2 separate regions of the Homo sapiens genome follow, and region 2 is linked to region 1. A link is an interaction called in ENCODE POLR2A ChIA-PET data of the cell type or tissue named here. Cell type or tissue: Panc1. All regions are shown on one strand. Region 1 overlaps FAS (Fas cell surface death receptor). Region 2 has its middle 25 kb from the start of IFIT1B.

Region 1 (4,000 bases):
TCTTTATTGAATTCTCCAAAGCACTCAACCTAGTTTTCTTAGAAATAAAATCTGTCTTTTCTCTGTATTTGTATTTCATTAATTTATGCAATATTCAATCAAATTACATATGAATATCACAACACTAATGAGCATAAACAGATTTGGAAGCAACTTAGATATTGATAAGCCTAAAATTCAACAAGAGGGAATTGAAGTGGGAAGAGTATTTAACATGGTTGGATGCCATCCAGGATATTTTATAGACGGATCAGGGAGAATCAGTTAATCCAGCCAGATCAGTTGGAAATTACTTAAGAAGGTTTATATAATTGAGGATTATATTAGAAATATATCAGAAAACATGACTTTGATACATACTATTTCAGTCTTTAAATATTCCAGAATTTACCTAAGGAATCCTACATCATATTGATAATGAAATATCATGTGTACAATATTTTCCTTTATTTTTGATTATTTTCTCAGGGTATTTTCGTATAAATTAATTGCTATCTTAGCAAGTATAAACAGTGGGTTGGGGGGAGGGGGGAGGGATAGCATTGGGAGATATACCTAATGCTAGATGACGAGTTAGTGGGTGCAGTGCACCAGCATGGCACATGTATACATATGTAACTAACCTGCAGATTGTGCATGTGTACCCTAAAACTTAAAGTATAATAATAAGAAAAAAAAGTTAAAAAAAATTTTTTTTCAAATTTTTGACTCATATATCCAAATGTATTTCTTAAAAGTTTGTAACAATTTACATTCACTTCTTAAATTAAAATAAAACAAAGCAAAACCGAAAAAGCAATAGACAAAAATCCTTGACAGTTTGATGTGCAAAGCATATTTTGTTCATTTTAATTTACATTTTAGGTTTTAAAATTATGAACAAAGATTTCAATTCATAGAGCAAATTGATTGTGTTTAGCAGGTTATAATAAAGCCAGGACGCCATTCTTTATTCGTGTTGGAGAAGATTTAAGTGTAAATGGGTTTAAGTATAAATGGGTTGGGTTATAGGGGAGATTTTTCCATAACGGTTATTAAAATCTGGACATGAAGCACAGGGAGACTGGTAGAATCTTTTCACAAACAGGACCCATCCTGTTTTACAGCTTGAGTGCTGGAAGCCTGGGAGGACAACCATGAAACATACTACAGTCCTTTTTTGTTCTATTAATCTATCACATGAACCCATGTGCTATTTTCCTTTTTTCAACTCTACTCAAAGTTGAAGAAATGTTTGCACAATTGCATTTTGCTTAGCTTCTAATTTACCAGTGTTTGAAGGATTTGTGATCTGAAATTAGTTTGCCCTTCAAAGTATTGATTTAAAAAAAAAAGCTGTTGGTTTCTGCCTGTTGCTTTTCTTATTCGTCTAGTTATTCAGCTGCAAAATGCAAATATATTTTGCAGGCTTCAGTGCCAGGACAGCTTTCTTAGAGACCTTCTGATTGAAGGGAAGTGCTGAGACATATCCCTTAAGAGGAGAAGTCTCTTGCTTTCAGAGTTCCACTATTGTTATGGTAGATCCTAATCAGTTTTGACATGATAAGCTTTCATATTCACAAATGAGTCATTTTTGCTTAGAAAAAAATGGAGCCAAATAGACCAGTCTTCTCATTTCAGAGGTGCATGTCACTTGTAAATTAAATTTATCCATAACCACATCAAATAAGCGTGATAAATATAAATAAAACTCATCTTTGGAAAATAATTTCATAGTTGTTTTTCTCTCAGTTATGTTATATAATATAGGGGAACCAAAAACTGTAAAATTATTATAGTCATGATTACTATGTGCTACTCCTAACTGTGACTTTCACTGTAATCTCTGGATGTTTTGTGTAACATACCTGGAGGACAGGGCTTATGGCAGAATTGGCCATCATGATGCAGGCCTTCCAAGTTCTGAGTCTCAACTGTAGTAACAGTCTTCCTCAATTCCAATCCCTTGGAGTTGATGTCAGTCACTTGGGCATTAACACTTTTGGACGATAATCTAGCAACAGACGTAAGAACCTGTAAAATAAAAGCATGAAGAGAATTTTATTGATTTCTGAAGTAAGCAACGTGGTAAACAAGTGTAACCCACCCAAAATTGGCAGTATCTGCTGTGCACAGGCAAAGACAATGTGAGGGCTCCACTGTCTTTCAGATTTCTCTCTCCAAGAAAGCAGCAGGTCACTTGTATAGCAGTTTGGATCTCAGGTTCTTCAAACCACACTAGAAACAGCACCATGAATGATAGAAGCCAGGTGTTCTAAGGTGAACAGGGCCTCCCACTTACTGCCCTGTGTTTGTGGGTAAAATCACTTACATTCTCCAAGTCTCAGTTTCTTTATCTATAAGTGGAAATAACCTCTTCCTCACAGGCTTGTTGTGAAAATACGTGGAATAATGCACTTAAAGCTGTTAGCACAGAACCTGGCACATAACAAATACATGCCCAATAAGTGTGCTACTTTTATTATTAAAGTTTCAGTGAGGGGGAGCATAGTGGAGAAGGAAAGAGAAATTTCAAAACAACTGTGGTTTGAACCCCAGGTCTGCCACCAAAGATGCATATCTGAGAAAGGCAAAGAGACAGAGGGAGAGAGAGAGTCCCCTACGGGTATAGTGCCCTGCCCTCCTTGATATACTAAATTCACCCAATATTTAGGAGACAGTATTATGAGAAGGGCCACAATTCCTGGTTTAAATCATCAAGTACCCAGGTGACAGATTACACAGAGTGCGAGAAATGATTTGTCCAATAATTCACAGTTAAGAGTGGCTAACAAGAGACTCAGGACCAGGACTTCTGGCCCAAATCTGGGCTGTTTCATATTTGTAGAATAGTTTCCTAAATATTTTACTCCATCTAGGTATGCAAACAACTCCATTTGTTTTAAGACAATTATTGGCAAGAAGCCTGCAAAGAACCTTCAAAACAAATGGATACTGGGGAAAGGGGAGGTGTTTGGCAAGAATTCGCTAAGAACCAGAATCCAGCCCCAAGACCTCCAGTCTGGGAAAACTGTAGCAAGACCCCTAAAGCCAGGGCTCTTGCTGGCGGGGAAGGCAAAACTTGCCAGCCCTGCCCTGAAGCTTGGGAAGAAGCTGAGTTTGTGTTCCCCTCCCTCCAGTTTGGGCACTGAATTTCTCAGAACAGCCGTTACCATGACTGCAACCTCTCGCAGGGGTGAGGAAATGGAATGCACAGACAAATAGTTAGAAGCTGGAAGTCATCCTAAGCTAGAATCTGTGCATTTGCTCCCTTTGAACCTCTCAGAAACAGGGACACATGAAATTTGTTCTTTGTATCCGATGACAAGAACCTGAGAGAACAATTGGATATTCACCCATTGCCTGCAGCATCAGTGAGGAAGAATCACTTTTCATAGCCAACCAGGTTACAGAGTAGAAGAAATGATGCAAGAATTAGCAGACACAGAAGATAATGACTGAAACTCTGCCCTAGCACCATGGCAGTCTGAAAGGATCTCCACACTTTCTCAGGAATAGTCAGCCCTCGGATCTAGCATGACGGTTACAAATAGAGCAACAGCTCAATGACCGAATTAAACTAACTACTGGAAGAAATATAGACCCCCATTCAGGCTTATTCCAGTGTCAGTGTGGCAAATGGCCTTGATGAGCTAGGATCTGAAAAGGAACCAAAAGAAGGAAGAAAAAAACCCCACAGACAAAATAAAAGCATATTACCTTCTTACCCCCTGTTTTTATTGAAGTTCAAAGCAAACAGGAAAAGACTTTTAAAAAGAAGCACAAAAAAAAAAAAAAAGGCATTCAGTGGTGAGAAATGACAGCCCTCAGCATGGCAAGAATGAGTAGACAGATGCCTGGAACAGTCAGTGAGAATTCTCAATTTTGAGCACAGCATCACACTGCAAACGGTTTGTTGTGATTTAGAGAGACAAAAGCAAGCTTTAGAGTCATCACAGTGAAGAGGGTTTTACTTTGTTTTTGTTGTTGTTGTTTTGTTTTGTTTTGTTTTAGACGGAGT
Region 2 (4,000 bases), 350 kb before region 1:
TGCCTTTCCCATAATTATTTCTGGGCTATTGGGTTGAGCTAACTTTGGAAGACATTAGATTATAGTTTAAATGGTAATAGGCTGTCCCCCAAACTCAACCACTTTTGTAAAGCTAATGAGAGTCCCTTAGGCTGTGGGGAGGAGCGGAGACTGAATCCTACTAGGGGGCAGACATAAAAGTTTGATAGCCGTTATTCCTGAGGTTAAACAATTCACAACTTCCCCAATTACTCCTGCAAATAACAACACTATTGTAGGACCCTAAAATTGGCCTTTTGACACATCTTTTCAGGTTTTTTGCATGTCTGATACCCATGGCTCCACCTGGACCCACCTGAATCCACCAATCCTCCTCCTGTGGCCCCATCCAGAAGCAATTCAGCATGCAGGAGGACAGCTTCAACTGTCTATGATTTTGTCTTTGCCCAACCAGTCAGCAGCAAGCCTAGCCACCTCCACACTTTGAAAACCTTCTAACATACACCGGGCATGGTGGTGCACACCTGTAATCCCAGCACTTTGGGAGGCCGAGGCAGGTGGATCACAAGGTCAGGAGTTCAAGACCAGCCTGGCCAAGACGGTGAAACCCCATGTCTACTAAAAATACAAAAATTAGCAGGGCGTGGTGGTGGGTGCCTGTAATTCCAGCTACTCGGGAGGCTGAAGCAGTAGAATTGCTTGAACCTGAGAGGCAGAGGTTGCATTGAGCCGAGATTGCACCACTGCACTCCAACTTGGGCGACACAGTCAGCCTCTGTCTCAGAAAAAACAAAAACAAGAACAAAACTTCTAACTTATGAGCTTTGAAGGAGAACGACTTGAATACGAACTCCATCTCCTACATGGCATGACTAGTCTTGTGTCTGTCAATGAAAAGAGTCAAACTCTAAAATATTTGAAGAGATTTATTCTGAGCCAAATATGAGTGACCAATGGCCCATGACATTGCCCTTAGGAGATCCTGAGGACATGTGCCCAAGGTAGGGCACAGCTTGGTTTTATACATTTTAGGAAGACAGGAGACATCAATCAGTACATGTAAGATGTACGTTGATTTGGTTCAGAAAGGTGGCACAACTCAAAGTGGGAGCTTCCAGGTGATAGGCGGATAAGAGACAAAAGGTTGCATTCTTTTGGATCTTTGATCAGCCTTTCACTGAATACACAATTTATATATGGTGGTGGGGTAGAGGAATAGTCATTTGGTTAGCAGCAGCAAATCCATACAGTTCTGCAGCAACCTTAATTCTTGCCTCCTTAGAAGAAAGAAATCGACTGAGGGGAAAAGGCAAAGAGAGAGATTGAGGCAAGTTTCAGAGCAGGAGAGAAAGTTTATTAAAAAGTTTTAGAGCAGGAATAAGGGGAAGTGAAGTACTTGAATGCACTTTATATTCTTTTTTTTTTTTGAGACGGAGTCTCATTCTGTCACCCAGGCTAGAGTGCAGTGGCGTGATCTCGGCTCACTGCAAGCTCTGCCTCCCTGGTTCACAACATTCTCCTGCCTCAGCCTCCCCAGCAGCTGGGACTACAGGTGCACGCTGCCACACCCAGCTAATTTTTTTGTATTTTTAGTAGAGACGGGTTTTCACCATGTTAGCCAGGATGGTCTCGATCTTCTGACCTCGTGATCTGCCAGGCTCGGCCTCCCAGTGTGCTTTATATTCTTGACCTTGAAAGAGGGCCAAGTGGGTAACTTAAGAGATTCAAGTGCATGGTTTAACCTTTGACTTGGGGTTTGCAAGTTGGCATGCTTCTGGGGTCTTTCGTTACTTCCTTCACAATTTGCCCACAAGGAAATTCTGGGGTCTTTTGTTATTTCATTTAACCTTTGACTTGGGGTTTGCAAGTTGGCATGCTTCTGGGGTCTTTCGTTATTTCTCCCCTGTTTCTTCCCTTGGGTTGGGCTGTCTACATGTGCAGGGATCTGCCAGCACTTGGGAGGGGCTGGGGCTGCATGCTCAGTGTGTTTACTGAAATTGTGCACATGCTCACTTGAGGCATTGTTTCCCTACCAGTCAAGTGTTCTAGAAGAAGTTCATATACCAGTTAAACTCTGCCATTTTGCCTCTTAGTGCACATGCTTGAGCCCACTTGTCCAACTCCTGAGATCTTACTTGGAAGGTGCTGATTACCAATTTCAGGTATTTCTATTGGGAGATGGCCCTTCCCTGGCATTGGCTTCAACCAATTATCATTTTAGGGACGGTTTAACAACTGCCTGACCATCACCTGATGGTTGCCTGGTAGGAGAGGAGGCCCTCTCCTGCCCTGTTCATGTCTAACTACCTACTCTAACAATTTATGCCTTAGTCTGTCTCAGTGAATCGGCAGTTTTACATGAACGATAGGGCAGAGGAAGCAACCAGATAGGCATTTGTCTCAGGCGAGTAGAGTTATGACTTTCTGTCCTGTACTGGTGAAGACAAGCTATCAGTTTATGTTGCTAGGGTAAAATTCAACAGAACTGTTTTTAGGGTAAAGATATTGAGGCCCACAAGGAATTTCCTTATGGACAAATTGTGAAGGAAGTATGTAGCTTTTTTTTTTTTTTTTTTTTTATCTTTGTAGTTATCTCATTTAGGAATAAAATGGGAGCAGGTTTGCCTGATGCAGTTCCCAGCTTGACTTTTCCCTTTGGCTTAGTGACTTGGGGGTCCCAAGATTTATTTTCCTTCCATGTGTCTATTAAAATTTTCTGTACCACAATGGCATGGTCTTTGTGCAGTGGGCAGGAAAAAACCCTTGGGCAGTTACAAAGCTAGCCATTCTGACAGGCTGGAAAGCATAGCCTCCAACCAGAAGCCACAGGCACTTTGTGGGAGGGAAGACTAAGACAAAAATTGTTGCTGAATGAGGTGTCCAAATACACATATTCGATAAGCTATAGGAGGAGTCATGAATATTCATGAAAGGGAAAATATGCACATGTGCAATTGAGCCTCGTGCCTTTCCATGAATCATATGTACAAAAAATGGTGGTGTTAGCGTGATCCATGGGTGGAGTTTTTGGCCTTCTTGTGTCAAAAGGTGAGGTAGAGGACATGAAAACCCGCACTGCCCTTCCTCTGTGATTGGGCCAAAACTGGACTGGAGATAGAGGTCAATTTTTAGAAAGGGTTGCCTTGTGAAACTGGCGAGCTGTCACATTGAAACTGCAAAGAGGGAGGGGGAGTCGAGCAGTGGCTTCAGATGATTGGCTAAAGGCAATAAAGGAATGTGTCCTCTATTTCTTGTTTTCCAGAGCTGGTTTCTGCTTACTCCTTAGGAAAGAATTCTGGTTAAAGATTAATAAGGAAGGGGTGTGTCTGACTTTACATTCCATCGTGGCCGGGCACTCAGTTTTTAAGGTTTCCCTGGGGTCCCCGTGGCCAAGAGGGGGTATATTATGTTCAGTTGCTTGTGGGGCTTAGGATTTTATTTTTATTTCTCAGACGTTGTCTCCAGATGGAGACACACTGAGTTTGAAAAATCAATTTTTAGTTGCTAGAGAGCCCTTGTGATGTCAGATGTCTGAATCTTTAAGGCTGATGATGTTCCAGGGTGATGCGCGTATTTTTTGAGTGGGTCAATTAAGACTCTAAGCCTGACAAAATAAAAAGGGCCTGGGAAAGCATTTCTTGTCCCTTGGACTTGGACCATGGCTCTCTGACTCTAAAGTATCTTGGTTTTGTTGCTGCAGGAAGAAAAGAAGCTGTCTCCTTTGAAATCCAGAATTCACATATTCTAATTGCCTGTTCTGACTCTAAACTGAAACCTGTGGCTGCCTGTTGTTAGGTGGTTTCAGCCTTAGTTTGTGTTGTGCTGAACTGAAAGCAGACATAGGCTCTGTGGACAGAACTCAGATTCTGGGATCCTTGCAAATCACTGCTCTGTGGAGCCCTAATTTATAAAATCGTCATGGATACTTTTTGGGCTTTTCTGGACTATTTGGATTTTTCTCTGATTAGGCCATCTGAAATCCAGTTGCTGATTACATATTTATGATTGTAGGAGAGGAAAA

The links. ChIA-PET counts read pairs that join two places held together with the same protein. Peaks named below come from ENCODE experiments on the same cell type or tissue, not always from the same donor. Only the 100,000 strongest peaks of a DNase experiment are listed, where the experiment ranks them.
Region 2: POLR2A ChIA-PET joins it to region 1 with 8 read pairs; 3 of 35 experiments call an interaction of 5 or more read pairs at or near these places.

What each region holds. Positions count from the first base shown.
Region 1 is chr10:89,001,042-89,005,041 of GRCh38, reverse strand. It overlaps FAS (Fas cell surface death receptor), which reads right to left. Exons shown (of 9, transcript NM_000043.6): 2 at 1,848-2,013. Among named protein-coding and RNA genes, the nearest start is that of FAS-AS1, 10 kb to the right of the region's middle. In Panc1, no CTCF peak of the experiment used is centred here; no DNase peak of the experiment used is centred here; H3K4me3 peaks cover 34 bases.
Region 2 is chr10:89,351,347-89,355,346 of GRCh38, reverse strand. It overlaps a transcript of LIPA not described here. Among named protein-coding and RNA genes, the nearest start is that of IFIT1B, 25 kb to the left of the region's middle. RefSeq lists an enhancer at 3,615-3,714. In Panc1, no CTCF peak of the experiment used is centred here; no DNase peak of the experiment used is centred here; H3K4me3 peaks cover 781 bases; H3K27ac peaks cover 1,891 bases.